2 separate regions of the Homo sapiens genome follow, and region 2 is linked to region 1. A link is a loop called in an ENCODE intact Hi-C map of the cell type or tissue named here. Cell type or tissue: K562. All regions are shown on one strand. Links, peaks and the distances in the headings refer to the core of each region. The heading gives the core; the rest is flanking DNA.

Region 1 (16,447 bases), core at 4,109-12,108:
AAACAGTAGTTGAGGAACTATAATTTATTAAGCACTAGGAATACAAAGATATACATAATACAATAGGAAGTTTTTAAATACTAGACCCAGAACCAAGTGTGAGTTTAAATTCTACATCTAATAAAAACTTCAGCTAGTAGGTACAACCCAACCCCATCCTACCACTGGTTCTGGAATGCACCTCATCACGGACATAGGGCTGTTTGGCTGGCTGTGTGCATGCAAGGAAAATTCCTACTCATGCTTGCTCCTTTGAGATTTACTCTTGGAGCAAAAGCATGGACAGTCCCAAAGGAGGCCACCATGGGAAAATGAAAAAACATCTAACACAGTAATGAAAACAGTAATTTTATACCATCAAGACAAGCTACCATGGCCAGGCACAGTGGCTCACACCTGTATTCCCAAGACTTTGGGAGGCTGAGGTGGGAGGATTGTTTGAGCCCTGGAATTCAAGACCAGCCTCGACAACATAGCCAGACCCTGTCTCAAATAAATTTTAAAAATTAGCCGGGCATGGTGGCATGTGCCTATACTCCTAGCTACTCAGGAGGCTGAGGCAGGAGGATCACTTGAGCCCAGGAGTTTGAGGTTGCAATGAGCTATGATCCTTCCACTGCACTCCAGCTTGGGTGCCAGAGACCCCATCTCTTAAAACAATAAAAAAAATTTTAAAAAGAAGACACTGCCTAATTTATGTATCTAAATGACAACACATTCTTTTTCATATAACCACCACCAATACTACAATTTGAGCTAGGCTTTTTACAAATATTATTGCCAATCTTTGTATCATTATACATAGAGAAATCAAAGCCTGAGTGGATTAGAAATTTGCCTCAAGCCACTTGCCTTAAGTGGATTGAGAATTCAAACTCAAAGCTGCCTGATCAAATTTGAATGGGGAGTAATATCATTGTCAACTTTTCATTTGTCAGTTTAAAAAAATACCGATATTTCCTATAAGTAAGAACCTTAGTGAGCCAAGACAATGGAAGACCTCATTTGAGAATGAGGCAGTTGGCTCAACTGAATAAACATAGCTTCCTGGAAAACTTGCTCCGTTGTCCTCACTTTCCTCATTGGACTGTGGACTGGCTCTGCGTTTACCACCTGGGACACATTGCTTCTTGGATGTGATCCAACTTCTTTTGGTTCTTTGCAGTTTAGGGGGTGGTTATAATCCCTGCCTTGAAGTTTTAAAAAGGATATTATATAAATTTGCTTTTCAGCTCATCTTATCAGATACCTGCTACCTTTTAAGGTGATCTCAGAGAAGCCAGAAGTCATTTCATTAAGCAGTTACAGGTTACGGGAAATCCCCATGTCAGAATCAAACTGCAGTGTGCCTAGTTAATTTGCTTTCCTATGAATCTCCCTTCCTTTGTACTGTTCATTATTTATAGGATATTTCTACCATTCCTATCATAAATTTATAGTACTAAATTTCTTTGTCACTCTCCTTGGAGTTGGAAAAGCCATGTGGCTCTTTTAAATACCAAATAATAGGATTCGCTTTTCGGTAATAGCCAGAAGTAAACCTTGTGTTCTTTGCCTCATCATACTACCTAACACTCAGTAAAGCAAAAAGACAATCATATTCAACAAAATTGAAAAGAGTGGCTCCACAGTTTTCAGGCATTTTTACATACCTTATGTCATTTGTACCCCACAGCAGCCCTCAGAAAGAGGAAGGAGGAAGAAACTGATCCCCATGTCACAGGTACAGGGCTAAGGCCTGAGAGAGGAAGTAACTTAAGGCCTCACAGCTGTTGGGCTCACAGGCCAAGACTAAATTCCTCTCTGACTCTTTCAGTCACATTCTTTTCATTGGATTTCTGTCCTTATTGTCTTCATTCATTTGACAAATATTATCGCGCATCTTCTCACAACAGAGACGGCGTGAGGTAAACCCAGCTGAGGATATGCAGGTCAATACTGCAAAATGCCTGTGTCTCAGGAAGCCTGTGGTCTTTGGGCGGGGCTGAGGCAAGGACATGAGAAACTCTAGAACTAGGCAGAGTACATTAATTGTTATTCAAAGTCCAGATACAATGCATCAGGAGGATCCAAAGAAGGTACAACACCTGTGAAAGGGGTTGAGCCTCACTGCTTCACCCTCAAAGGCACTGCTCTACCCTGCTGATTTAGACTTGCAGTGTCTCTCAGAAGGAAAGAATCACCTGGAGTGCTTGTTAAATGCTGATTCCTGGGCTCCACCTCAGACCTACCAAAATTAGAATCTCTTGGAACCCAGGGAATTTGTATTTTTAACAAATTTCAAGGTCATTCTGATTCACACTCAGATTTCAGAAGCACCACTCTAAAGATTTTGCCCTTGCACTGGGCCTCTAAAACAATGTATTCATAAGCCTGGAACCTGGACTAAAAAATAAAACAAAAAAAGTATTAAAATATATAGCATATATGAAATAATGTGGATGAGTCCATCTCCATAGACGATGGAGCCTGCATCCATTTCATTTTTATTTTTATTTATTTATTTATTTTTGAGACAAAGTCTCTCTGTGTCGCCCAGGCTGGAGTGCAGTGATGCAATCTGGGATCACTGCAACCTCCGCCTGCTGGGTTCAAGCAATTCTCCTGCCTCATCCTCCTGAGTAGCTGAGATTACAGGTACATGCCACCACACCTGGCTAATTTTTGTATTTTTAGTAGAAGCAGGGTTTCACCATGTTGGGCAGGCTGGGCTGGAACTCCTGACCTCAAATGATCCACCCGCCTTGGCCTCTCAAAGTGGTGGGATTACAGGCATGACCCACCAAACCCAGCCAAGCCTGCATAAATTAAAACAAAAAAGAATATATGAAATAATACGAAGATTAAATCACCAAGATGGTGTTCACTTTTTGTCATACTGATTCACTTCATTTAACACTGTCCCATGTGTGCTGATTCATTAGAATGCTATTGTCTCGAATATGCGTTCCTTCAAAAATGTTTCTATTAGGTAAACCTTGAGGACATTATGCTAAGTGAAATAAGCCATTCAAGAAAAGACAAATACTGAGTGATTCTTTTTTTTTTTTAATAACAGAGATGGGGATCTCACTGTGTTGCCCAGCTGGTCTCAAACTCCTGGGCTCAAGCAATCCTCCTGCCTCGGCCTCCCAAAGTGCTAGGATTACAGGTGTGAGCCACTGCACCTGCCTGGATGATTTCATTTTTATGAGCTATCTAAAGTAATCGAATTCATAGAAACAGAAAGTAAAATGGTGGTTGCCAGGGGCTAAGGGTAGGGGGGAAGTGGGAGTTGTTTAAAAGGTATAGAGTGTCAGTTTTACAAGATTAAAAAGTTTGGAGATCTGTTTCACAACGGTGTGAATATACTTAACACTATTCACCATACACTTACAAATATTTAAGATGGTGAGTTTTGTTATGTTCTTACCACAATAAAAAATATCTCTATATCTGTCTATCTATCTGTCACCAAATTCTGATGACACTTTTCCCTCATGCTACGTGCTACCCTATCCTCTCTGCCAAAGAAAACTCCTACGGTAACAGCACTGTGCGGTCCCGGCCAGGGAGCATCAGCACTCTGTACTGAGTGTGTGTTCTACTGCGTTTCTTTCAGTGTGTTGGCAATGTGTGGCCCCTCTCCATGCCACTTTCTGGTGAGTTCTGGTAAACAATTTTGGTCCATTGTGCTGTCAAAAGGTAAATAGTGTTACTTCTGCCATAAAGAAAAATAGAAGAGTATCACGGCGGATGTTAAAAATGTTTAAGCACACTTTGGGAGGCCAAGGTGGGCAGATCACGAGGTCAGGAGTTCAAGACCAGCCTGGCCAACATGGTGAAACCTTGTCTCTACTAAAAATATAAAAATTACCCGGGTGTGGTGGCGGGCACCTGTAATCTCAGCTACTCGGGAGGTTGAGGCAGGATAATTCCTTGAACCCAGGAGGCGGAGGTTGCAGTGAGCTGAAATCATGTCACTGCACTCCAGCCTGGGCAAAACAGCAAGACTCCGTCTGGGAAAAAGAAAAATGTTTAAGCAGCTCAAGATGATGTCAAGGAAATGAAGTCTCAGTGATAGAGGGGAAGCACCAACAGGGTGCTTCAGAGTGGTGGAAGTCCTCACATGATGAGGAGTATCATAAACACCCCTCCTACCACAGAGGTTAAACAACAACTATGACTGGTAATGGGAAGAAACTATGGCCTGGGGCACACTGGGACCTCAGGAGATTTAAAGAGAAGAGAAAACCCAATGGAGAGGAACCTGGACTCAAGAGACGTGGCCAAAACAGGCTGTTCGCTTGGGCCCCCTTTCTAGGAACACATGCCCCCTCCTCCAGCTAACAGGGAACACGTACAGCGTTGCTGGGATTGCAGCCTCCACACTTACCTATGTTTCACTTTAGCCAGGGGAGAATGAGTTACAAGATGCTGGAGCAGTGATTCTCACACCTCATCGCACCTCCTGGAAGGCTTGTTAACACAGAGTCCCGGGGGCCTGTGCCCACTGCTACAGATTCGGATTCAAGAGATCTGGGGTAACGCCTGAGAATTTGCATTTCCAACAGGTTTTTGAGTAATGCTTAATGTTGCTGGTTCTCAGACCACACTTGGCATAGCTCTGGTGCACAATCACAATGAAACAGTTTTCTTTGTATTAAATTAATATGTATGTATAGCATCTAACCTAAATACATTGTCCATAATTTGCATTATAGTTGAAGAAACTTAGCAGAGAAAAGGAGAAAGGAGAAAACCAGTTAGTATGGTATTTTACCAAGAACATAATTATGACTTATAATTACCTAATACTCTCTCTTTGACCATTAATCATATCTATGGATCTTTTTTGTTGTTGTTTTTCCCTTGCCCACACATCATGGAGGTTGGAGTAGAATCCAAATGTTAATAAATGTTAATTATGGATTTTTAAAAATCAAACCAAAACAGCAAAAATCATGAAAAAAGTAATTCATGGAAGCTGACAAGCTTTCACCTTAATCATCTCAAGGTTAAATAATGATCGGAATTCTTTTAGTTGAAGCACTTACGTTACATCTTGATGTTTGACTATCATATAAATATAACTGTACTATTAGGCTCTATTTTTCATTGCAGATGAAATTGATGCATCTTTGTGTGGTGCGGTTTGACATAGTAAAATTGTTACTCTCTAGGCAGGATATTCATAAAAATGTAATTATCGTCATCAGAACAGTCTTTAAGCTCCTGAGCAGAGACAGCCAGATTCATGATTGCCAGTTCTCAATCACTTCCCGTATAACAAAGAAACTTCTTAAAGCAGCCTTGGAAATCATTAATGTCTTACAGAGGGAATCTATTCTAATCAAACAACAAAAGGTGCTGGGAGATGGTGATAAGTACTCAAGTTGGCCTCCTCTGCCTGACTTTGGACAGGATTGGACAGAGATTTAACATATTTCATTCGGTTTACTCACCAACAAGTTTTACTTTGTTTTCTTGTGTGTGTTTTTAATTTTTATTCTTTTTTTTTTTGAGACAGAGTCTTGCTCTGTCGCCCAGGCTGGAGTGCAGTGGTGCAATCTCAGCTCACTGCAAACTCCGCCTCCCAGGTTCAAGCAATTCTTTGCCTCAGCCTCCCGAGTAGCTGGGATTACAGGTGCCCGTCACCATGCCTGGCTAATTTTTGTATTTTTGTATTTTTAGTAGAGAAGGTGTTTCACAATCTTGGCCAGGCTGGTCTTGAACGCCTGACCTCAGGTGATCCACCCGCCTCAGCATCCCAAAGTGCTAGGATTACAAGTGTGAGCCACCACACCCAGCCGATTTTTATTCTTAAACAATTTGTATCACCAACAGGTTTTAATAGCAGTGCTGTTTGCTGGAAGAGCGCTTTGAGATCATAGCAAGACCACCTTGAGTGTAAATCAGAAACGGTTACTGACTGTAATACATTTATCATTGTTCTTCTTTTCTTTTTTTTTGAACCAAAACCAAGAGGCAGCAGCCTGGTGCCCCCTGGGTTCTCCTCTCATTTTACTTCTTGAGTTCATAAACTGCTGGAGGAACAGCCCTGCAGTTGCTTCCCAGGCACCGTGCCACCTGGACAAAACATAGCGAGTGCAGTCAGTAGGATTCAGCCCCTGGTTAGTTGGAGTGTCCAGTGTTCTTAATGTCCCAAATGCTGGTTTAGTAGTATGCTTGATAAACTTAGGGATACCAGAAGCAATCACATTTCAGTGGGTTAGAGAAATAAAAGGGAAAACATGAAATCAACAGATTTTTAGATTTGAAGAAGAAAACAATATATTCAAAGGAGAAAGCAACCTTGTTTTTGATTCCCGCTGTCCTTTTCAGATTACTCAATAGGGGAAAAGTTCTTCTCTTGCTCCAGAATGAAAATCTCCATAATCTTACAACTCGTTTTAATCACTCTTAAGTAATAAAAAGTCCTATAGTCACTCTAAGTCTCCAACAGTCTCAACTGAGAAGTTAGAATATCTAGTTTTGTGTCATAATCAATTTTTTTTTTTTTAGATGAAGTCTCGCTCCGTCGCCCAGGCTGGAGTGCAGTGGCGCTATCTCGGCTCACTGCAACCTCCGCGTCCCGGGTTCAAGCAATTCTCCTGCCTCAGCCTCCCGAGTAGCTGGGACTACAGGCGCCTGCCACCACGCCCGGCTAATTGTTTGTATTTTTAGTAGAGACAGGGTTTCACCAAGTTGGCCAGGATGGTCTCAATCTCCTGACCTCTTGATCCGCCCACTTCGGCCTCCCAAAGTGCTGGGATTACAGGGGTGAGCCACAGCTCCTGGCCCATAATCAATTCTTAAAACCAGATTTCAAGTTGAAGCTTCTCCCTTCACCTGTGTGGGGCCTTCTGCAGCCAGGAAGCCAGGTAAAGAGGGGCGGGAGACATCTTTTCTTGTCGTCCACCTACTGAAAGGTGACAGCGTGCTGGCAGTCCTCACAGCCCTGGCTCGCTCTCCGCACCTCCTCTGCCTGGGCTCCCACTTTGGCGGCACTTGAGGAGCCCTTCAGCCCACCGCTGCACTGTGGGAGCCCCTTTCTGGGCTGGCCAAGGCCGGAGCCGGCTCCCTAAGCTTGCGGGGAGGTGAGGAGGGAGAGGCAGGGGCAGGAACCGGGGCTGCGCACTGTGCTTGTGGGCCAGGGCCAGTGCCAGTTCCGGGTGGGTGTGGGCTTGGCGGGCCCGGCACTCGGAGCGGCTGCGGCCCCGGGCAGTGAGGGGCTTAGCATCTGGGCCAGCAGCTGCTGTGGTCAATTTCTCCCCGGGCCTTAGCTGCCTTCCCGCCGGGCAGGGCTGGGGACCTGCAGCCCGCCATGCCTGAGCCTCCCCCACCGGCCTCCATGGGCTCCTGCGCGGCCAGAGCCTCTCCGACGAGCGCCGCCCACTGCTCTACGGTGCCCAGTCCCATCGACCACCCAAGGGCTGAGGAGTGCAGGCGCACAGCGTGGGACTGGCAGGCAGCTCCACCTGTGGCCTGGGTGCATGATCCACTGGGTGAAGCCAGCTGGGCTCCTGAGTGTGGTGGGGACTTGGAGAACGTTTATGTCTAGCTAAGGGATTGTAAATACACCAATCAGCACTCTGTATCTAGCTCAAGGTTTGTAAACACACCAATCAGCACCCTCTGTCTAGCTCACGGTTTGTGAATGCACCAATCGACACTGTATCTAGCTACTCTGGTGGGGACTTGGAGAACCCTTATGTCTAGCTAAGGGATTGTAAATACACCAATCGGCACTCTGTATCTAGCTCAAGGTTTGTAGACACACCAATCAGCACCCTCTGTCTAGCTCAGGGTTCGTGAATGCACCAATCAACATTCTGTATCTAGCTACTCTGGTGGGGAGGTGGAGAACCTTTGTGTCTAGCTCAGGGATTGTAAACGCACCAATCAGCACCCTGTCAAAACAGACCACTCGGCTCTCTGTAAAATGGACCAATCAGCAGGATGTCAGTGGGGCCAGATAAGACAATAAAAGCAGGCTGCCCAAGCCAGCGGTGGCAACCTGTTGGGGTCCCCTTGCACACTGTGGAAGCCTTATTCTTCCTCTCTTTGCAATAAATCTTGCTGCTGCTCACTCTTTAGGTCCACACTGCCTTTATGAGCTGTAACATTCACCGTGAAGGTCTGCAGCTTCACTCTTAAAGCCAGCGAGACCACGAACCCACCGGGAGAAACGAACAACTCCAGACGCACCGCCTTAAGAGCTGTAACACTCACCAGGAAGGTCTGCAGCTTCACTCCTGAAGCCAGCGAGACTATGAAGCCACCGGAAGGAACGAACAACTCCAGAAACACCACCTTAAGAGCTGTAACGCTCACTGCGAAGGTCTGCAGCTTCACTCCTGAGCCAGCGAGACTATGAAGCCACCGGAAGGAACGAACAACTCCAGAAACACCACCTTAAGAGCTGTAACGCTCACTGCGAAGGTCTGCAGCTTCACTCCTGAGCCAGCGAGACCACGAACCCACCAGAAGGAAGAAACTCCGAACATCAGAAGGAACAAATTCCGGACACGCCACTTTTAAGAATTGTAACACTCACCGTGAGGGTCCGCGGCTTCATTCTTGAAGTCAGTGCGACCAAGAACCCACCAATTGCAGACACATTACTAGCTCTCTGCCGCCATTTTACTACCATGATTTGTTCCAGGCTCAAAGCAGGAAGAGGGAGGAGGAGGAGGAGGGAGAAAGGGAGAAAAGCTCTTAATTAATTGATCGTCTCAGAGGGCCCATTCTTTCTTCCTGGGCTAGGTTGTGGTATTTAAAGTTACCTCTCTCCCTTGTTTGATGCTCTCATGGGGTCTTCAAAGACACCGCCGCCTCCATGGCTGGGGTTGTTTGTTGAGGTTCCCTTGATCAGCTCTGCCTCAAAACTCTGCTTCTCCCGCTCAAGCCTGAGAGTCCCTCTAGGTGGCCCTGTTGGACAAGAGCTAAGCCTTCTCTCTGTCTCTCCCTTTCTCTCTCTTTCTCTCTCAACCAACCCAGGCCCATCTCTTTCTCTAGGAGGGAGCCAAACACCAGTCACCAGCACGGGGCAGGGATGGGGCAAAGCTCAGAAAGAAGCCCCGCCGAAGGAGGGTGGAGGGCTGGGAGGGGCTTTCAGCCGGTCCTGACTTTTTGTTATGGAGAATGGCTTTTCCCTCTTCTGGGTGGCTCGGTCACCCTGGAGAGTCCTGCACCAGCTCTAACATGCCAGGCTTTTTCCTTGGCCGCCAAGAGAGCTGGGCCCGCCCTCCCTTCTGAGCTCTCCTCCAGCTCCTTTCTGATCCCTGCCCGTGTGGTCCTGCCCTCAGGCCCCGTTCAGAAGGTCAGCCTAAACCAGGACCAGAGGGCAACTCCTGCCCTCCAGCTTGGCACCTCAGTCATGAAGGTGGCATTTGAGTCCATCTGCTACCTTTTATGTTTTCAATTTGTGCAGGACCTGGAGGGGGAAGAGAGGTGTTATTTACTGAGCCCCCTCAGAACTTCAACATCGTCTTACCTCGAAAGTAGGCAGAGAATGAGTGGTGTCATGTTGCCACTTTTGGAATTTCTTTCCCCTTTGAAGATTTCTTATTTTTTTATGGCACCTGTCTTTGGCTTGTCATATATATTTTACCTTGGTGTCTTGGTGAGAGCTTCTTATGTAATATTCTGAAATGTGTCATATGGGAAATACAGCTTTTAGAGTTTTCTTGAGAAGTGGTTGATTATAGCAACTACATGAGGACATATATTTAACAGTGAAATGAAGATACTTTATTTCAGGGGAAAAATGACTTTTAAGAGGCTCTAATTTTTTTTCTTGGCTTTGCACAGACAAAATCACCACATTTTGCTCAACCCTAATTTTGTCATTTATAAAATGAAACGTTTAGCCTAAATAATCTCTCAGGTCTCTTTCCAACTCGTACCATGAATCTGAGAGACCTGGAAAGGAAGTGGGACAACATTTCTGTTGTGAAGAAGGCAAGGCTGGTGATGTGGGCGTGAAGGTTAAAGATGCTGGCCCCTCATGACATTGGCGAACGTGGCCCTTCTTCCACCTGCTCAGCCAGAAACGCTACTGAGTGCAGACGTTTGTATACTAAGAGGTATTTGGGTGCATACGATTTAATCCTTAGCCTGATGAGCTTATAAGTGTGAAGAGAAGCAAGACTGTTCACAAATTGCTAAAACAAAATATGATGCTACATTTACCCAACAAACCTAAGATTCTGTGTACAAAACATTGCAGTAGTATCACTGGAATTGTGTGTGGGCTGCTGTGAGTTCAGCGTCCTCTCAGAGCACCGTGGTTCCAAGTGGACGGACCTTAAAGGGTTCCATAATCAGGACAGGTTGAAAGAATAGTGAATGCCACACAAATGCCCCCACACCCTTGACCCTGTGCCACCAAAGGCAAAACCAAAAGACATTTCAATTGGGAAAATCGTGATGCTTGTCTCTTATTTTCTTTCTTTTATTATTATTAAGACACGATTATCATTCAGGATTCATGCTGTTTACAGTTTGACTACTTCATAGAAAAATGTGTCTATAAAACACCTGGTAGTTGTAAAAAGGCTTGGGTAGGGCCCAGAAAGCCAGATACATGCATGCTATTTATTCAGCTGCCGGGAGCCATTCCCTGTCTCCATACACCCAAGGATTGTCTATCCTCTCCTAAATTTTATTTCTAATATTCTTGCTACATAGTCAGGTTAAAAAAATGAAACACAAAAAAATCAGGAAAATCAAAGCACTGCCTCCCTGAAAAATTATGCTCAAATACAAACATTCTTCTTGGCATTTCAGGCATGTTTTGACGCTGTGGACCAGGAAGGTGGTTGCAAATGCATCGATCTGGTGTGCCACACACATTAGATCTACGTGAAAGTTATCTGTAAAAGCGAGTCTACAAGCATCCCCTCAGCACCTCTGGTGTATCTGACTCACGGGGCTAAGTACCATAGAAGATACCCAAGATTCTGACATATTCTGTGCCCTGGTCACACAAGCCACAGTGTCAGAGAGAACAGTAAGCCCACTGCCTGCCCCACCACTGGTGACAGCAAGCCTGCCCCCAGGGAGTTTTGAAGTTGCTCTTTGCTCTTATCTAATCTCAAAAGCTGAACCCTAACCCTGCCTTCCACCCTCCAGTGACTTTTCCAAGACAAGTAATGTTCACCTGCTTGAATGCATCACTTCATGCATCTTTAAAGGCTTTGAACTTTATTGTGATAATGGACGTTTAAATCACTTGGAATACTGATTAGGTAGGTAGCTTTTCAAAGGGAGCTAGGCTCCTGCCATACTTTGTCTAATTTTAATTGACGAAATGGAATTTCAGGCATGATCCCTGAAGAGAGGGCATTTCTACTGTAGACACATGGGGGAATTTTGCTTCTGGCAGAAAGAGAAGGGCCACAATCTAAAGTGATATCCAAAACAATGAAGTGAGTGGGGAAAACATCCAAGTGGGTAGAGAAGTTGGGAGGCGTTGTTCTATGGTGACAGTGATCATACTTTCCTAATCAGACACCAGGGCAAATGGGCTGACCCATGGTCTGATCATAGGACAGATTATTTGAAATCTGGGGTGTTTGATCACCATCTTCATAGTGAATGAAGCCAGCAAGCGCCAGCAGCTGTTCAGAGTGAAAGCCCTTAACAATGAGTCTCTGTGAGTTGAGGGACCCAGCGTAGTGGGTGGGAAATCTGCTGAGGTCACTTATGAGCCATAGCTTCCTCACACAACACAAAGAAGGGTTGTTACCAGGGGCTTCCTGGAACCGGTTGCTGTCACCACCTTGTCTGCAAGGAGAAAGGTGCAATCTACTCACCAGTAAAACAATGATGTTTTGCTTCCATACAACACAATGTGGGAATGCAAAATATAAGAAGCAGGAGCAAGAACAGGGCAGATCATCAGCTATCCTCTGCTTTCTCAAGCTCTATGGCTCCCTCTTAAATAGATTTTGAACATCATACTTTTTTTCTTTTTCTTTCTTTTTTTTTTTTTTTTGAGACAGGGTCTCGCTCTGTTGTCCAAGCTAGAGTGCAGTGGCACCATCACAGCACACTGCAGCCTTGACCTCCCAGACTCAGGCAATCCTCCCACTTCAGCCTCCCAAGTCCCTAGGACTACAGGTGCACGCCACCACACTCGGTGAATTTTTGTATTTGTTGTAGAGATAGGGTCTTGCTATGTTGCCCAGGCTGGTCTTGACCTCCTAGACTCAAGCCATCCTCCAGCCTCGGCCTCCCAAAGTGCTAGGATTACAGGTGTAAGCCACTGCACCCAGCCCATACTTTTTTTCTTAAATCTTCATCTCTCTGCTTGCTAATCTTGTACATTCAATTTGAAACAGGGGAGCTGTTTTGTTGCAAAGGAGGAGATTCAGAAACTCCAATTCTCCTCCTTACTTTAATAAGAATGTTATGTCTAGCATATCGTAATAGGAGAAAAGTCTTCCTTTATTGCCAACACTCAAAGTCAATTCTCAGTTATGTGCTTTGAGAATAATCCTTGGAAAATATTCTAATTCCACCTCCTCTCACCAACATAGAAGTTTCTAAGCCTCCATCTCCACTTTTAAGTTGCTGTGTGCTTTTTCAACTTATATCCTACCAAAAGCTGAGTTTATTTAATATATGACATCATAATACGTTACTTTTGATGATTCAATGCTTTGTGCAATCTCAATCATAGTTTTAGCTCTATTAGGGTCATCAAGGAAGAGTTCAGTTTTATGGAAAACTCAAGGTCAGTTTCCATTGGCTTCTTCTCTCCATCAAAGCTTTAAATATATAGTAAACAGAAACATAGAATAGATTTATTTGTATTTAATCACTGTGTCTGCTTGGTTGTTTGCAGCTGCAAGTAATCAACTAAAGTAGATTAAATTCATAATCCCCTAGAATAAGAAGTGTGGAGGTAGGGCATTTGCAGGTTGGCTCTGCTTGCTAAGCTTGTACATTCAGTCTGAAACTCGGGAACTGTTTTGTTGCAAGAGAGAAAATTCACAAATTCCAATTCTCCTATTTAATAATTCAGTGACTCAGTGTCTTACTGAGGACCTAGACTCTTTCCACATTTCAACCCATCATCCTGGGCACATCGGTTTTAATCCTAAAGCTTGCCTCTATGGTCAGAAGAGGGCCACTGCAGCTCTAATAACTTCCTAATACATCACCTGAAGGCCAAAGGACAAGAGTGTCCTCATTATGATGAGGAGAAAGAGCTCCCCAGAAAACACCCAGGCTTCAAATAGTGAGTGGCTGATCAGCCCCTATAGTGGGAGGAGGCCCTACCAGCACTTAAAACAGGACACAGCCAAAAATAGCTGCTGTAAGTGGGAACTTAGAAAACTCTATGTACATACACTGAAGGTTAATGAGCATTCTGTTTATTTCCCATGGAGACTGTATCTGTGAAATGAATTTAGAACCAAGTAACCATTTTCTTTTTCTTTACTTTTTTTTTTTTTTTGAGATGGAGTTTCACTCTTGTTGCCTAGGCTGGAGTGCAGTGGCGCAATCTCAGCTCACTGCAACCTCCACCTCCCAGGTTCAAGTGATTCTCCTGCTTTAGCCTCCAGAGTAGCTGGGATTACAGGCATGCGCCACCACACCTGGCTACTTTTTGTATTTTTAGTTGAGACAGGGTTTCACCATACTGACCAGGCTGGTCTCAAACTCCTGACCTCTGGTGATCCACCCGCCTTGGCCTCCCAAAGTGCTGGGATTACAGGCATGAGCCACCACACCCGGCCTCAAGTAAATCATTTTCTAATCAGTTGAAACAGTACAAAGGAGAGAGTTGGTGTGAGGAGGGGGTCTGAAGGGGTGTGTAACTTGATGGTTGGGTTGAGGGGTGATCAAAAATGAAGAAAGAAAATATTCTAGACAGTGATAATTAATTGCTGCTAACATCACAAAAAAAGAGATAAGCAAAATGCCTTCCTACAGAAGTATACAATGCCACCTATAAAGTGTTCTTGCCAAAAACACAAATCAAATCCGATTAAACCTCTAGATCTAACACCCAACCTACAGGAAGTACAGGGAAGAAAGCAACTTATTAAACACAACCATGGGGTTGTAGTCAGCAAAATCCAGAACAAATGACCTGGCTTAGTGAATAACAGAAAAGGAGGCTGGGTGCGGTGGCTCATGCCTATAATCCCAGCACTTTGGGAGGCTGAGGTGGGCAGATCACGAGGTCAGGAGTTCGAGACCAGCCTGACCAACATGGTGAAACCCTGTCTCTACTAAAAATACAAACATCAGCCAGGCATGGTGGCACGCGCCTGTAATCACAGCTACTCAGGAGAGTGAGGCAGGTTAATCGCTTGAACCCGGGAGGCGGAGGTTGCAGTGAGCTGAGACTGTGCCACTGCATTCCAGCCTGGGCGACAGAGCAAGACTCTGTCTCAAAAAAAAAGGAGAGGGAGCATCTTAGATTAAAATGTACTTAAGAGAAGGAGCATTTATAGATTAAAATGATTAATGTTTGGACCCTGTTTGGATCCTGATTCAAACACAGTAATTGTAAAATGACACCTATAAAATGATTGAGGAAATTTAAACCTGACTGGATATTTGATGATATTAAGGACTTATTGTCAATATTTTTAGAAAGGATAAAGGTATTGTGGTTATGTCTTCTAAAAGAGTTAGTATTTTTTAGAGGCACATGCTGACATATTTATAGCAGAAATATGACATCTGAGATTTACCTCAAATGTCTCCAAAAAGTCCAGTAGAAGTAAGGAAGTGAGGGTAGGAAATGCCTGGCTGTGAATAATAGTTGGGAAGCTGGGTGATGTGTACCTGGGCGTTCCTTATACAATTCTGTTTTTATTTTGAAATAACAATTTTTATACATTTGGTTTTTTTGTTTTTGTTTTGTTTTAGAGAAAGGGTCTCACTCTGTCACCCAGGTCAGAGTGCAGTGACGCAATCATGGATCACTGCAGCCGCGAATTCCTGGGCTTGTGTGATCCTCCTGCCTCAGCCTTCTGAGTAGCTGGGACTACAGGAACATGCCACAATACTTGGCTAATTTCTAAAGTTTTTGTAGAGACAGGGTCTCACTGTGTTACCAAGGCTGGTCTCGAACTCCTGGACTCAAACAATCCTCCTGCCTTGGCCTCCCAAAGTATATTTCATTTTTTTACACAAGAGATGAGAAAAGAATAAAAATAAGAAAAGAGGGAAAGTCAGGTAAACAATCCTGTGTGACTCAGTCACCAGTTTGGGCCAATGGACTTCAGTTTGGGATTTCATGGCCCAGGGCAGAAACTGACAGTGATGTGCACCTCAGGCTCCTGGGAACAGTCCATCTGCTTCCTCCAGGTCACCCAGTCAAGGATGTCTCAAGGGAGTACTTACAGCAGCAGGCTGGAAGTGAGAACTTCTGATATCACCATCATTATTATAAGAAAATGCAGAAAAGTCTTCCTGACTATCCTATGCTAAGTACCCCCAAGTAAACTTAACCCCATTGAAATAAGTGTTATAGGTTATAGAATGTTAATTCTATCCAATGAGGTCCTAAGCATAACTTTTTTTTTTTTTTTTTTTTTTTTTTGGTGAGACGGAGATTTACTCTTGTTGCCCAGGCTGGAGTGCAATGGTACGATCTCAGCTCACAGCATCCTCCGCCTCCCAGGTTCAAGTGATTCTCCTGCCTCAGCCTCCCAAGTAGCTGGGATTACAGGCATGTGCCACTGCGCCCGGCTAATTTTGTATTTTTAGTAGAGGTGGGGTTTCACCGTGTTGCCCAGGCTGATCTCCAACTCCTGACCTCAGGTGATCCGCCTGCCTCTGCCTCCCAAAGTCCTGGGATTACAAGTGTGAGCCACTGCGCCTGGCCTAAGCATAACTTTTTAGACAAAAATAAAAAAATCTAGTAATATTTTACTACTTGGTGCTGTTAAAGTTGGTGTCTGAAGCCCTGCAATCATTTATTCACTTTCAGTACATCCTTTGTTCCTTTTGAAAAGGTGTAAGTCAGTGCACTTAGAATCAGGAAACTTAATTTTTAGATTTTGTTTGCCTGCTATAAATGACAGCAAACTCAAAAACCAAACCTCTTAACAGTAGTGAGCCAGTTTTGTTTCAACATGACTTCAGTATCCCAGCCCTATTAAAAAATGCAAAATGCATACACACACCGCAAACAGCATAGACAGACATTATTTAAACGTTTTTTAAAATGTGAGTAATGAAGATGTCCTCCAAGCTCCAGAATGCTTGTGAAAGATCCCTGAGCACGGCCCCACTAAGGCATCTCTACAAAGGCACAAAGCTGTAGAGACATTTGGGCATTTTACTGACTACATCCAAGGGTTTCCTAGACTTCCACTTTGGTCATTTTGAAACTAGCTCAAGAAACTAGCTTGATTCTCACTTCTACCAGGATGAGAGAGAGACAAGAGCTGAGGGAAATGTGGGATGGGAATAGGCTGGCAAGAACCATAAG
Region 2 (16,447 bases), core at 4,517-12,516, 200 kb after region 1:
TTCCCATAACTCATTTAAAACATAATGCTAACTTCTGGGCTGGGCACAGTGGCCCACGCCTGTAATCCCAGCACTTTGAGAGGCTGAAATCAGGAGTTCGAGACCAGCCTGGCCGATATGGTGAACCTCATCTCTACTAAAAATACAGAAATTAGCTGGGCGTGGTGGCGTGCACCTGTAATCCCAGCTCCTTGAGAGACTGAGGCAAGAGGATTGCTTGAACCTGGGAGGCAGAGGTTGCAGTGAGCTGAGATTGTGCCACTGCACTCCAGTCTGGGCAACAGGCTGAGACTCTGTCTCAAAAAATAATAGTAATAATAATGCTAACTTCTAATACTTCAGGTTCATCACAGCACAAATGATTTTTTGTAGTCTTGTAGGGCTATGAATTAACTATTATTGCCAGATATATCATCACTAAAATATTTGCATATAAATTAAGTTGAAAATATAAGTAATTACATATAAGTCATATATCTTTATATTCATTCTAGGCCGGGCACAGTGGCTCACGCCTGTAATCCCAGCACTTTGGGAGGCCAAGGCTGGTGGATCATTTGAGGTCAGGAGTTCGAGACCAGCCTGACCAACATGATGAAACCCCGTCTCTACTGAAATACAAAAATTAGCCGGGTTTTGTGGCCAGCGCCTGTAATCACAGCTGCTGGGAGGCTGAGGCAGGAGAATCGCTTGAACCCAGGAGGTGGAAGTTGCAGTGAGCTGAGATGGTGTCATTGCACTTCAGCCTGGGCGATAGAGCAAGATTCCCTCTCAAAAAAATAAAAATAAATAAAAATAAAATATCTTCATTGTGTAAGGCAAAGTTTCTAATAAACAGTGATTTTTTTTACTAGCATACAATAAGGACAGTTTCATATTTCTTTGCCTTTGTGTACTTTCCAGACACATAGACTAAAACGAAATGTTTAGTTTTTCCTTTACATTGTGTGTTTCAATAGACATCAATTAGCTGTCTTCAGTATGAACTTGGGATGAGGGCAATAAGAAACCCTATGTTTCCAGCCTCCACTAAGATGAACTGGCAGTGTGTCAGGAAAATTCCCAGTATGGAGCAGTTTTATTACAATTCAGTACAGTTGGTTCTTGCATAACCTTTAGAAAATCATACATAAAACATTCACATCTATATAAATAAAAATCACCCACACACTTTATTAATAGCTTTGTTCACTTTTTTTCCTGGGTGTTATGCTGCATGTTCCTACTGAGCCCCTTTTTTAAGTCTTTTTAAAAGATAACTTTAAGCTTTCTTAAAAGCAGAAAGGTTATGGTAATATTAGTAATCAAATATAAGTGTAAGATAATTCTTGATAAGTCCCATTAGACACATATCTCCCTCCTGATCACATACTCTAACTAGTGTCTAACTGTCCTTTTTACATTTAGTGACAGGGACTGGCTTATTCGCTAGATATAGCCAATTTAACTTTAGGAAAGAAAAAGGGACAGAAGATTGTACTTTCTTTCATTTGTGATAATGTTGGGGTTTATTTTAAAACAACTTTTATGGTTATATTACTGTTAGTTTGACTGCAATAAATACATGGGAAAGTGATTACAAGAACATACAAGTAGTCTTGGCCTCCTTTTTCTTTAGCTAGAAACATGTTTTAATTAACCAGAAGTGTATTTTCAGGTGTCATTTTCCTAAATCCAAACTTTACAAAACTTGCCATATATTCCCCCAAAGTATGTGGTATAAAATATCAAAATAATTTAATAATAAGCCTCTAGACTTAACTACCAATTTATAGGAAATATAAGAGCTAGAGAAACATGTTAAATGGCATCACTGTCCAGAATGTGGGAAATCTACAGGACAAATTACCCAATTTCTTTAACAAATGAATAACAATAGGGAGGGGAAGATAGGTAAATGTTTTAGATTAAAAGAGATCTATAAATCAAATACAATATGTGGACCTTGTTTGTATCCTAATCTGAGCAAACCAACTGTAAAAAGATACTTTTGAGACAGTTTGAGAAATCTGAATGTTGACTATTCGATGACATTTTAAAATTATCAATGTTGAGAAGCATAATAAAGGTATTGAGGTTGAGATTTTATTTAAAATATTCTATGAAAAAAATAAATTTGGAAGTAATAGCTAAGACAAGAATGACAAAATATTGTTAATTGTTGAAGCTATGTGATGTAGGTTTGCAATTTTCCGTAGTATAAAGTTAAATTAAAACACACACACAATGAGAAGGGAAAAAAAATAGATCATCACTGTAATAGGAAGCAAAACTATATTCACTTTAGGGTAGCAATTTAGTTTCAGCCAACAGTGGCATCCTATAAATTAAGTACATAATATATTAAATTTGGGAGAAGGAGAGACAGGCCAGTCAGTCAGTCTGTCCTCTTTCCTTCCCCTTCCCCTTCTTCCTTCCTTCCTTCTTCCCTCCCTCCCTCTTTCTTTCTTTCCTTTCTTTCTCCTTTCTTTCTTCCTTTCCTTCCTTCCTTCCTTCCTTTCTTCTTTCTTTCTTTCTTCCTTCCCTTCTTCCTTCCCGTCTGTCTTTTTTTCTGTCTGTCTTTTGACAGGATCTCACTCTGTTGCTGAGGCCGGAGTGCAGTGGTGAGATCACAGGCTCACTGCACCCTCAACCTCCTGTGTTCAAGTGATCCTCCCACCTCACCCTCTCTAGTAGCTGGGAGTATAGGCATGTGCGCCACCACGGCCAGCTAATTTTTGTATTTTTTGTAGAGACAGGGTCTCACCATGTTGCCCAAGCTGGTCTTGAACTCCTGGACTCAGGCGATCCACCCGCCTCTGCCTCCCAAAGTGCCGGGACTACAGGCATGAGCCACTGCGCCTGGCCAGGAAAGGCATTTCTAATTCAGCCTTACCTAACCTACAACTCACTGCCCCCTTTTCTCCTACTTAATACCATAAAATTGTAGGTGATAATGCATTGTTTGAAAAGAATGATGGGCCAGGTGTGGTGGCTCACACCTGTAATCCCAGCACTTTGGGAGGCCGAGGTGGGTGGATCACGAGGTCAGGAGATCAAGACCATCCTGGCTAAAGAAAAGAATGATGAACTTCGAATGGAGCAGATGGACCTAGTGTTTGCAGTGAAACACAAGTGTCTTTGACTTCAGCTTTAGTCTCCCTCCTATGCCATTTGTGGCATTCCCCTGGGACTGCCATACTATAATTGTGGAGTCAGTTGTATGCCATTTCCTCATAGCCAGAACTTTTGAGTTTATATATTATTCTTTGATAAAATACCTATTTTACAACAGGACATTCTTTTTTTACCTTTCATTGTTTTTGTTCTGTAAAAATGAATACTCTTAGTGAGTAGATTAAGCGCTTTACACACATAATTTTGTATAGCATAATTTACCTTCTAGGAATTTTTTCTTTCCTGAGACTCGATTTCATGGTATTTTTCTAGTAGAGCCTGGGTCTAATCAGAACATGGAACTGTACACAATTGGTATTTTGATACTTATCCATATCACAGCAAAGAAAAGTTTGTAAAATAAATGAATGTTGAAAGCAGTTTCTTCAGTGGACCTGCTTTTCTAAGTGGGAACATTGGTTTTCAATGCTGTGAAGGCTTGGCTGAGATGATCTAGAAAGGAGCCCTCACAAATCTGCATTTTAGAACAAATGCCTTCTTTCTGAATTCTCTAGTATTATTCTACCATGACAAATTTAAGAATAAGCCAAACAATTTTTAAGATCCAACTCCAGCTATAATTGAAATTATTAAGGCACCATACATAAAAGTAGTTATTTTACATTTGAACATATTTGTGTAATCTATTTTATCAACGTATCTGTAATCATCTATTTTATCAACCAAATTTTGAGTTCTCAAAAGATCTGGAGTCATTTCTGTCAGTGTAACTCTACGTAGCCTCTGTCATAATAATGTGAAAGTAGAAAGATACTTGCTAAATATATCTTGATTAAACCTGACTTGTTTCATCTCCTAAACCTAGAACTTTAAACTCAGAACTTTGGTTGATAGGAGAAGGTTTAAGTATAAAAAAAATGTGAATAAGACTGCATTGTGAAAAGTATTACTACTAAGAGCATTTTTTTGTATTATGAAAAGTACCGTAAGATAGTCATGGAATTTGGATAGTGGCCGGGTGCAGTGGCTTACAACTGTAATCCCAGTACTTTGGGAGACCTAGGCAGGTGTATTATTTGAGCTGAGGCATTCAAGACCAGCCTGGGCAACATGGCAAAACCCTGTCTCTACCAAAAAAAAAAATATATATATATATAATATATATACATATGTAAAATATATATTATATAATATATATTATATTATATATAATATATGTATTATATAATATATAAAATATATAATATATATTATATAATATATAAAAATATATAATATATATTATATAATATATAAAATATATAATATAATATATATTATATGATATATATAATATATAATATAATATATAAAATATATATAATATAATATATATTATATAATATATAAAATATATTATATGATATATATAATATAATTTATATAATATAATATATATTATATATATTTTATATATTATATTATATAATATATTATATATATCATATAATATATATTATATATAATATATAAAATATATATGTACATATATAAGTAATATATGTACATATATAATATATCTTATAAAAAGACAATTTCTTATATAAGAAAGTTGAATAGGTACTGGTAAAAATAATAGTTGTTACTCTTTATTAAGTACTATTTGTCGAGCACTTCACTAAGCACTCTATTTACAGTCATACATTGTGAAAGTGTGCTAAATTTATATACTACACAGAGTTTTCAGTTGGGATTTTTGAAAAATATAAATGCTAGAAGAGTAATGATTGTTTAATAGTCTGTATAATCTCTGTAACACTGGGGAAATACATCATTTTCTTGACATAGTTGGAAGTACTGTAAAGAAGGCATGCTTTCTATAACATCTTATTAAAATTACCCATCTTGTGATGAAAACTGATGAAATTAGTATAACCTCTCATCATGATGGCCAAGCTTTGTGACCCTTTATTGGAGTGGTTTTTATTCTAATTATTAACAAGTTTGGTGTCTGAATTCATTCGATATCTAATAAAATTGTTGACAAGGAAATGTAGTTTTGACACTTCAGAAGAGACATTTTCTACTTTATAAAATTAAGTTCCTACATGTGAAATTTGAGAAGCCACCAAAGTAAACATTCTATTATTCATTTAAAGCTCTTAATTGAGCCGGGCGCGGTGGCTCACGGCTGTAATCCCAGCACTTTAGGAGGCTGAGGCTGGCAGATCACGAGGTCAGGAGTTTGAGACCAGCCTGACCAACATGGTGAAACCCCGTTTCTACTACAAATACGAAAATTAGCCAGGCATGGTGGCAGTTGCCTGTAATCCCAGCTACTCCAGAGGCTGAGGCAGGAGAATTGCTTTAACCCAGGTGGCGGAGGTTGCAGTGAGCCGAGATCGTGCCACTGCACTCCAGCCTGGGCAACAGAGCAAGACTCCATCTCACACACACACACACAAAAAGCTCTTAATTGTATGAGCACCTCTATGCCATTTAGAGGCAACCAGTATTAATATTTAAAATTCAATTTTATTTAAGATTGTATTATCAATGTTAACAACCAGACTGAATAATTAAAGGGCCATTAAAGTAATACATAGGAATTAAACATTTTGTATAGAAGAAAAAAATTAAAAACCCTCTTGGTTTAAAATGAAATATTAATATAAGACAGGTGTTTTTGTTTGTTTTTAACTAAATAAGGCTTTTTTTCCTAAAACTATGACATCATTAATAACTTCCCCCATACTCCAATAATAGACAGTTTTTCCCCATCATCTCCCTAGTACCTAGGGCAAACTTACAGTTGTTCTTCGCAATATGAATGGAATGGTAAAGCCTGGAAAGTCCAGTAAAATATATTATCTTATAACTGAGTTTTTCTCACCAAATTTTTAACCACATCTGCTATTGACAGGTAAACAAATTTGAACTGATTGCCTTTTGCTTTCCATGATAATATGCAGGTGAGTGCGCAAATAAGTGGTAAAAGACCAACAAAGCAGTAAAAAGAAATAGACAAAGTATTCAACCAGCAAACTAAAGAACTCATTTCTGAATATTTTTCTATCCCCCTACCCTCCCGTATGAACTCCTTTTTGGCAGTAACTGTCTCATTCTTCCCTAAGTGACAGACACATCAGCTGGAGTACGTCATTTAAGCCAGTGTAGGTGATTTAGGCTGGCAACTTTAAATAGCTGCCATGAAATGTTGTCATTAGTTTGCTATCTGCAGGGAAAACAAAATGAAACAGGAATATACAAAATGAGATAAGAGTCTCTCTTACCTTACATAAACCTTATGTTTGAGGGCAGGGGGCAAACCTTTAAAAAAAAATTATTTATTTATTTAGAGACATGGTTTTGCCATGTTGGCCAAGTTGGCCTCCTGGGCTCAAGTGATCCTCCCGCCTCTGCCTCTCAAAATGCTGGGATTACACGCATGAGTCACCACTCCCAGCTGAAAATTTTTAAAATTTATTGTTAGTTCATATTTGGGAAACAAAAAGCTCACTTTTCAGTCTGAGATTTTGCAAAAGTGGAAGTGTAGTGTAAAAAAATATAAAACATACATACCAATAGCCAGCCTAAAACTGCTTGTTAGCAACCCAAGCTAGTAATTAAAAATTTTGAAATCTGGGAATAAAAGCAAGATTAATTAAAGTACTTGGTGGTTACCCATAGGTGTGTGTGTGTGTGTATGTGTGTGTGTGTGTGTGTGTGATTAGCAACCACTTGGCAATGTATTCAGTATTGTTATTTGACAAATAAGGATGAGGAATTTTGAATTGGAAATAAGGATGATAAATTCCTCATGTACCTTTAAAAATACATCTTTTAAATGAACTCTTACTGAGAGAATAACTACTAAAAGTTTAATTGTAGTTTTTTATTATAATATTTTGCTTTGATTTTATACTAAAAACTGCCAACCAGATAACATCTAAATGTATCTTTTTCAATATGACAAAGTTACATAAGAAGACTCCCCTTGCACGTAAAGAAAAATGCAATTATTTTCTATTCTGAATCTCCAGACTGCTGTTTTAGAAAATCATATCTGATTATTTGCTCAGCAGAAGATTATTGAGTTGATTTAGCTGTGATTTTACTTAACAAAGCTTCAACTGCATTCCTACTGTGGAGTCCGAAAAAGGTAGAGAGATATAAATGATACATTCAAACTGTGATTTTTGTGAACAGGGCCATCGATGCACCCCTCGGAGCTAATAGCGGAGATGAGAAACAGTGGGTTTGCACTGAAACGAAATGTACTGGGGAGAAACTTGACCGCAAATGATCCATCACAGGTAATGATCTTTTTATCAGTAAGCTGAAAATGTCTATAAATCTAAATGTGATTGCTTGTGAATTGCTACTTAATGTTTTCCAATATGCATATATCCATAGGAAAGTAAGATAGAGCAAAGAAAATGCCCAAAATGTGTTTTGATTTTGCTTTATTATTTTAATCTAAATGAGAAATTGTTTATAAACCTGTATTTTAATAAATGAAACTGCTCCTCTGAGTTTATGTGGATAAAATATCTAACTGAACTGGTGATGAGGTTGTTGGTTTTTCCTTCCTGCTAACTTACCCCTGATATGACATTAAATAGAACCAATGGTTAGAAGTATGTAAAAACTCCTAAAAATTGTAGAAAATATTTTAAACTTATTTATTTTATTAAACTATACATAGATCCAGAAAATGATTGAGTTTGAAGGGCTATATTATTATATATTTGATAATGTGCTGTTGAAATTATAATAAAAGCTAAAATTGTGGATATTTTGACATTCCTGTAAAACTCATAATCTTCTTTTTTATATTTCATTAAATTAAAAATAAAGTATTTAAACTGGCAAGAGTTAACATTCAAGAGATAGAGAATGGAAGTCATGCTCTAAACATTTTATCTGTGTGTGTCTATCATCCTTTTCCTGGAAAAGTTTCCTAATGCTGGCAAAGCAGTCATGTTAACCTCTTAGTGCTGTATGATCCACTTCGGCAGGGAGACTACAAAAAAATTTTTTAATTCTCTCCCACTTCCCAATCCAAAATATCATATTCATCTACAGTGTGTCCCTGATACAAAACTTATTTATAAATGTTTTCTTTTTTATCTACTAACTACCTTGTGTTGAAATCTAGCAATTTAATGATATCTTTGTTGACTCAGGAGTATGTTGCAAGTGAGGGTGAAGAAGATCCAGAAGTTGAATTTTTAAAGTCACTAACAACCAAACAAAAACAGAAACTTCTCAGGTAATTTAGAAGTATATATTTAATAGATTTATTTTTTCCTTAGTATTCATCTCAGTATCGTATTCAACTCTGATCCTAAGAGCTCATGAAGGTCCTTATACCATGCATCACATTTATTGATTATTCTTCACCCATAGCTAATACAATTTTGTCTGTCTTTTCAGTAACATGGAAATGAGTGTAAGATTGTATACTCAGATTGTACCACAAAACGATTGCACTTTTCAGAATGTTTAATTTAGAATTAGACTTATTTATAGCTTTTACTTTTCAAAATAGATTTGTGTGTATCTTCGCACACAATTTGTTCTTAGGAAACATTTTTGGCCATTTTTAAAATGTTTTGTAAAATTTTATGAGAATGCAGAAAGAATGCTTAAATTTAAGGTAAACGTGAATTTTGTTAAACAGACTACCTCTGAATTAAAAGAATCCAAGAAATGTCTGCTGGGTCCAATAGAGGGAGCTCATGATGCTTTCAGTATGTAGAGTTTTGAGAATGGCTAGACAGAACCTAGAGACTTATTTTCAGAGTAACTCAAACATACCATATAAACAAGTTACTCCTCCAAGAATGTGAAGTACTCTAGAAATTCAGAATGTTTTAATAGGATTGTCCTATTTATAAAACTAAACAATTGTTGAAAACAAGTATTAACTATATTATTTTATAAAACCAATATTTCAGAAGTTTAATGTGTACTCTTACTCAGAATTTCTGGAGAATATTCTCTTGAATTTTGATAACGTTGATTAATATTTATATACTATAAAATAGTACATAAAATTAATTTTTCATCTGATTATAGCTATATATTTGCTTTTTTAGTAGTTCCAACTGATGTTACACACCTTTCACAGGCTTTCTTTAGGATGACCCTTTAGAGTGCTATATAATTTCAACTCAGTAAGAATTTAACAAAAAAGTAGTCATTACTATTGAAGTATAGTCAGAAAATTGGCTTGATGCATTTAATTTTTTAATTTAATGTATTCACGCTTTGAATAATTTTAAAGGAAGAAAATGAGTTGTCATTTAGTAAACAATGCGTTCATATATGGATACCAGTTCTTTTTTTTTTTTTTTTTTTTTTTAAGACAGAGTCTCACTCTTTTGCCCAAGCTGGAGTGCAGTGGCATGATTTTGACTCACTGCAACCTCCGCCTCCCGGGTTCAAGCGATTCTTCTGCCTCAGCCTCCTGAGTAGCTGGGATTACAGGCAGGTGCCACCATGCCCAGCTAATTTTTGTATTTTTACTAGAGATGGGGTTTCACCATGTTGGTCAGGCTGGTCTCGAACTCCTGACCTTGTGATCCGCCCGCCGTGGCCTCCCAAAGTGCTGGGATTACAGGTATGAGCCAGCGCGCTCTGCCATGGATACTATTTTTAATAACTTCTAAGAAAATATATTGTTTGTTCATAACTTACAGTTGATGAAATAACTGTTTTTCACACAGTCTGTTACTGTTTATTTCCCAATTACAGGAAATTAGATCGACTGGAGAAGAAAAAAAAGAAAAAAGATAGAAAAAAGAAAAAGTTTCAGAAGAGCAGAAGTAAACACAAAAAACATAAGTCCTCTTCTTCCTCATCTTCCTCCTCCTCCTCCTCTTCCTCTACTGAGACTTCAGAAAGCAGTAGTGAGAGTGAGAGTAACAATAAAGAAAAAAAAATACAAAGGAAGAAAAGAAAGAAAAACAAGTGTTCAGGGCATAACAACAGTGATTCTGAAGAGAAGGACAAGTCTAAGAAGAGAAAGCTTCATGAAGAACTTTCTAGCAGTCACCATAACCGGGAAAAAGCCAAGGAAAAGCCCAGGTTCTTAAAACACGAGAGTTCTAGGGAGGACAGCAAATGGAGCCATTCTGATTCTGACAAAAAGTCCAGAACCCATAAACATAGCCCAGAGAAGAGAGGCTCTGAAAGAAAGGAGGGGAGCAGCAGAAGCCACGGCAGGGAGGAAAGGAGCCGGAGAAGCCGGAGCAGAAGTCCTGGTAGTTACAAGCAAAGGGAGACAAGGAAACGGGCACAGCGAAATCCTGGTGAAGAGCAAAGCAGAAGAAATGACAGCAGAAGCCATGGCACAGACTTGTATAGAGGAGAAAAAATGTACAGAGAGCACCCAGGAGGTACACATACTAAAGTGACACAAAGAGAATGAAGCAGAAGTAGAGAAGAAAGACTGTATGTGACAATTACCTGGGAATAAAAATATCTCCACTTTTTTATTGAATACCTTTAGCAAGGGGTAAATTATGTACTGTTGTCTTTCTAATAAAAAAGCTCAATTTTAATTTTTCATCTCTAGACTGTCAATTCAAGTACAAAACTACATGAGTACTATAAGAATGAATTTTGCAAATATTTGTAAGTAAGCTATTTTGGGGCTGTGGAAATATTTTCTGTTGGTAACTGTTTCTTGTTCCCCATACCAGATAAAAACCGCATATAACTCTGTGACATTTTCTTTGTTCTGAAACATCATTAAAAGAATGACAGTACATTGAATGGGTATAATTTACTTTTTTCAATTCAAATTTGTTATTCTAGGATTTGAATTTGCTTGAAGTGAATTGTAATAATTATTCAAATTCATTAGTATAAATTAAGGATTAATAAATCTTTAAGACTTTTAAGCCCCCTTTAGGTGTTTTGTTCTATAGAATAAGCTGTTTACATTTGGATAATATTAGTTTTCTGTGCAGGTATACAAATTACCTCAAACTTAAAACAGTCCAACGGGGCCAGGCACGGTGGCTTTACGCCTGTAATCACAGCACTTTGGGAGGCCCAGGCGGGCGGATCACCTGAGGTCAGGAGTTTCGAGACCAGCCTAGCCAACATGGTGAAACCCCGTGTCTACTAAAAATACAAAAAATTAGCTGGGCATGGTGGCATGCAGTGTAGTTCTAGCTATTCGGGAGGCTGAGGCAGGAGAAACGCTTGAACCTGGGAGGTGGAGGTTGCAGTGAGCCAAGATTACGCCACTGCACTCCAGCATGGGCGACAGAGTGAGACTCCGTCTCAAAAAAAAAAAAAAAAAAAAAAGCCAGGCATGGTGGTGCGCACCTGTAGTCCCAGCTACTCAGGAGGCTGAGGTGGGAGAATTGCTTGAACCCAGGAGCGGAGGTTGCAGTGAGCCAAGATCACGCCACTGCACTCCAGCCTGGGTGACAGAGCAAGACTCCATCTCAAAACAAAACAAAACAAAAAACAGTCCAGCTGTATTAACAGTTCTAGAAGTCAGAAGTTTGACATGGGCTAAAGTCAAGATGTCAATAGAATTGTGTTTCTTCTAGAGGCTCAAGGGGAAAATATGTTTGCTTGCCTGTTCCAGCTTCTAGATGCTGCCTGCATTTCTTGGCTCCTGGCCCCCCCTCCTCTGTTTTCAAAGCTAAGAGAGAGGAGTCAAGTCCTTCTCAAATCTAATCATTCTGACACTTTGCCATTCTGCATCCCTCTTCCAATTTTAAGGACCTTGTGATTACATCAGGCCCACCTGAAGAATCATGCAATAATCTCCCAATTTTAATATCAATGTTAATTCTATCTGCAACTTTAATTCCCCTTTTCTTTGTAATGTAACATATTCACAGGTTCCAGGGGTTAGGATGTGTACATCTATGAGGGACTATTATTCTGCCTTCCACAATTGGCCCTTCTATTACTGGCATACAACTATTAAAGATTTTACTTCATACCTGGTTGATCGTACCAGTGGTCCGTGGCGGGGGGCAGGGGGTAGATTTTCAAATGAAACAATGCAAACTGTTTTGATATTTCACCAGTATAGGTATATAAGGCATATTTAAATTTAGCTGCAAATTTTCCCTTGTGTTTCAAAGGATATGGTAAAGGAAAACTACAGAAAGAACTGGTACAAATCACAAGTAACATGCAGTTCCAAAAAACATAACTTCACATCTTGGACACAAGTTTTTTTATCAGTGTTCTATATTTTTTAACCATCTGCTATTTAATACAAAACAAATACTGATTAGATGGTTTTGATAGTTGGCAGTCACAATTTCATAAATTCTGTAGGAGTAACATTTGAAAGAAGTAAAACCACTCCACATCATCTGATTATGTCTTTGACTTGTCTGTGCACACACACAAAACAAGTGTCCTCTAAGAAAAACTTAAGTGAAGAGGTAAACAACCCTTGATTATTTAGATTTTTAAGACGCAGGGTGGGGGTGGGGCGGGGAGGAACTTGAATTCCTTCCACAGTATTGTTAAATAACTTACAGCGCACCTCAAAGATCCCTTCTTCACTTAAAAAAAAGCATGCATTTGAAATTGGTAAACACTGCTAATTTACACCTTGAGTTCATCAGTGTTGCAGTGATTATTTTCTACCTTATGCCTTTTTAGACTTTATAATTTTTATAATGTCAAAACCTATGCAATACTTACTACCTTAAAGGGTTTCTGAAGCAATACAGTGTTCATGAAGAGAAATGCTGAAATGCATCCTAAAATTAAAAATGAATTTAAAACGTTATTTCTTACACTTTTTTCATTTGACTCACAAACCGTGGTCCACTTTTTTAATGCAGATGAGATCTTGCTATGTTGCTCAGGCTGGTCTTGAACTCCTGAATTCAAGCAATCTGCCTGCCTCAACCTCCCAAAGTGCTGGGATTATAGGCGTGAACCACCATGCCTGGCCAATGTGGTCCACTTTTTATAAAGTGGCCATGAGATTTTTTTTAGTCTCTGATTTAATTATCCTTATTGTTAGGATTGAGAAACTATAAAGTACTGCCAAAATCTCCAATATTTTTAACCATCTAATTCTGAGAAAAAATTTCCATGTAGTTATGGAAGATGTTCATTTTGTTTGGCTTTCAGCCTTGGTCACCCAAGGGTGCTCAAAAGCCCTAACGAACTACCATTCTAACTGTAAACTTAAAAACGGAAGAGAGGCATTTTCACACAAAATCATACCATGATAACAAATAGCTTTAAAGAGGCTCAGTTAATGTGTTCCACATACCCTAATGATGGAAAATAATTTTTTAAAATAAAAATATTGGACATGTAATTCTACTTTTGTTTTGAAATATAAGGTAGAGACCAAGGAGATGAACCTCATAAGATGAACCTCATAATAAAAGGGATGTCTAGTACGTGTAGAGATTCCTCTACGTACCTAAAGCCTAAGAAGAATCCTCCACGTTTAATAAATCTACGACTTAAGAACCCAAACAAAAGTCCTCAACGGGGATATTTTTTAGAAAACCAGCCTGGTGAAATTTGTCATTCTTACCCTTAATAGAGAAGTTCCTTTAAAATCTTGGCACACTTACAAGTTTCTTATTTATCCATGAGCCTGGAACTGCACGAGGCATAGGACACATTTTGGAGGCATTTCTCCCTCTGCCTTCGCAGGGACTTTTCCCCTAACCTAACATTTAACATAACACTAACAAATTAATTCCTGTAGGAGGTGCTGTCGATTTATAAATAATCAGGAAATACCAAGTTGCTAGGTTAGAACTTGTTTATCTGAACGTCTCTGTGGTAAATTAGTCATAATTTATTTTAATAAAGGCCAAAATGGGCAGAGGTTTCTGCAGCATAGTGGCAGGTCTGCTTACCTTGCATTGTGAAGCGGAGATCTTGTTTTGAACCATAGGGCTGTAATCTTAAGAAAGCTTTTCATCTGAAAGGCTTGAAGAGACCTTTCTTGCTGTTCTTCCATGAGACTGCTTGCTGATAGTGAATCAAATCATTCCACGCTGCTGGGAGCAGGCGTTTCCCAGTTTTAATCACTGAACATTTCGTATGCTTTGGCATTGAAGCTCAGAGTTCAAAATCCACCTGAGCCATTTCACTCTTCTCCTTACCTAATGACCACTGGGCCAAGACGCTGGTGGAGGTAGCTCTGGAGGGCCGCAACTCCACACTCCGGACGTAAGACCAGGAAGAAAGTAGCATTTTTAGCTTCAGCAGCTGAAGGATATTTAAAAATCTTATTTAGGTTTTCTGAAAAAGAAAAGCTCTGCTATAGTTATCATTTCTTGAAAAGAGATAAAAGCATGCAATACCTGCAGGCCTTGGGAGCATTCTCTGATCAAAAAGGAGAAAGACCTTTAAAAAGTTGTGAGGAACAAGTCAGACCGGGGAAACTAAGGTTTGGGAAAGCGGGGGCCTCTGAAAGCTCTCCTACCTGATCGAGGCTCCTAAAACCCGGTTCCTGCTAATGGAAAAGGAAGAGGTAACTCCACAGCACCTTCCCCTTTCTCCTCCCTTCACGCCACACTTATCACCCCCAGAATGCCCAGAATGTAGCAGTAATGACGAAGATGTGCGGGACGAACGCGGAGAGCTGCCTGGAATGAAAAGAAACGCACCCTCCGGCCCGAGCTGCCCCGGAGCCGCCTTTCTCCAGTCCCTTGGGCTTGAAGGGCTTCGCGAGGGGGTGGACAGAAGTGGAGGTCCGAGGGCTCCTGGGTTGACAGAGCAGGGCTTCCCAGGAGGACGTCGCCCTAAACCTAAAGGAAGCCGGAATGGGGGTGGAGTAGGGTGATGGGATGAATCCTGGCTGAGGTCGCCCCTTCCCATCCTGAGGCGACGCCCCCCTGCGTGCTCTGGTGGTTTCCTTCTGGATGCACCGTCTGGCAACCTTGCGAAAACACCCCAAACCGAAATGGGGAGGCCGAGAAGGGGGGAGCGCACACCCTTCCTAGCAGATGCGCCTCCCGCGCCAGGAGGCCGCCCAACACCCGACCCACAAGGTGCGGCGGGGAAGGGTCGGGGCCTGCCCTCTGCGCGGCTCCCTCGCCCCCGTTGGCCCAAGCCACCCCCCAGAAGCAATTCTCAGGCCTTTTCGCTGGGGGCCCGCCCGCCGAGGGCCCTGCTAGTCCCCGCCTAAGCTTGCCGGGCCTCGGGCGCAGTCCCCCGCGCGGGCCGGACTCGCCTTCAGCAGTTAGGAAAGCGAGCGAATTTTTCTGGTCGCTCGGGCTCCACAGGTGAAGAGGGCGCTTTATGAAGCTCCTGGGACAAACATGAAGATATCAACTTTCGTCAGCAATCTGCAAGCAGAATGCGGACTGGGGCAGACACCCTGCCACTTTGCATTTCCTTTATAGATAAATGAATCACCCAGAAATGGTTACATGCCTGCAAAACAATGCAAAACCCCCAGTATGAAATTCTACAGGAAGAGAGTATAAGGGTCTTGGAAAATCTGGAACTCTTAGGGGCTGTGGTTTTCCGGGTCCTCGACAGCCGGCCCTGGAGGGACGTGTCCCCACGGACATTCTGAAACCCTTTCCTTAACTGGAGATGCAAACACACAGTCTATATTTACATCAACAATATATGGGGGAGGCATGTCTGTATGTATTTACCTCATACATATTTCTATACACTCCAGCGTCTGGGAAGGGTGGGGGGTAAATAACACTGAACGGTTAAAATTATGGAGAAGCGATAATAACTGATTACTAATTTGAAAGTAAACAAACAGGTGACTTTTTCAGATCAAATTCCTCCTTGTATCGTTACAATAAATATCTCTGAAGGAAGCTCTCTATTTATGTTGTCATTGATTAATTCTTCACTACCTCATTTGATTTCGATTTAGAACGATTTGATTCTAATTTAATTAGCATGTAATTTGGATGTACATAATTACTGTAATTATGACATTCAGGTAAGGCAGCTTTAGGCTGAAAGGCAATTTCAAATTTTCTAGCAACCTACTTTGTACTGGGAAATGGACAAGGACTTTGCGCCCTGCTATCCAAGTAGTAATTAGCACATCTTTGAAATAGGCAGTGCGGCGGGGTTTGTATTAAAACAGCAAATACAAACCCAGCCGAGTTACCCGCCGCAAAGGTGGCTGCGAGTCCCCGGAAACGCACTGCTTCTCCCCGGCGCGAGTTCAGGGAGCCCGGCACCCAGGCGCCTTGGCCGGGCTCTCGCGGCTGCGGGTGACGGCGCCTCCGCCGCCTCGGGCGCAGGGTTTGAAGGTGTCGCTTTTTAAATTAAAATACAATAAATACGCGCTGGGGGTGGGGGGCACAAAAATGGAGGAGGAGGAAGTCACTCCACGCAGTAT

Evidence for each region. A loop is a pair of places that touch in the nucleus more often than their neighbours do. Peaks named below come from ENCODE experiments on the same cell type or tissue, not always from the same donor. Only the 100,000 strongest peaks of a DNase experiment are listed, where the experiment ranks them.
Region 2: a loop joins it to region 1, with 5 times the contacts of the local background. A loop is called at or near these places in 3 of 110 quality-filtered maps.

The regions. Positions count from the first base shown.
Region 1 is chr2:174,539,570-174,556,016 of GRCh38, reverse strand. It overlaps LOC124906097 (a long non-coding RNA gene), which reads left to right and starts at 7,994. Exons shown (of 3, transcript XR_007087309.1): 1 at 7,994-11,234. It overlaps LOC124906096 (a long non-coding RNA gene), which reads right to left. Exons shown (of 4, transcript XR_007087308.1): 2 at 9,479-9,630; 3 at 8,769-8,913; 4 at 5,938-8,648. RefSeq lists an enhancer at 1,867-2,006. In K562, for the core only: a CTCF peak has its summit at 8,908 (motif pointing right); a DNase peak (open chromatin) is centred at 8,886; H3K4me3 peaks cover 1,016 bases; H3K27me3 peaks cover 108 bases.
Region 2 is chr2:174,342,584-174,359,030 of GRCh38, reverse strand. It overlaps CIRSR (corepressor of RBPJ and splicing regulator), which reads left to right. Exons shown (of 10, transcript NM_004882.4): 8 at 7,306-7,412; 9 at 8,286-8,371; 10 at 9,859-11,009. The coding sequence ends at 10,534. Among named protein-coding and RNA genes, the nearest start is that of SP9, 16 kb to the right of the region's middle. In K562, for the core only: a CTCF peak has its summit at 8,832 (motif pointing right); a DNase peak (open chromatin) is centred at 8,830.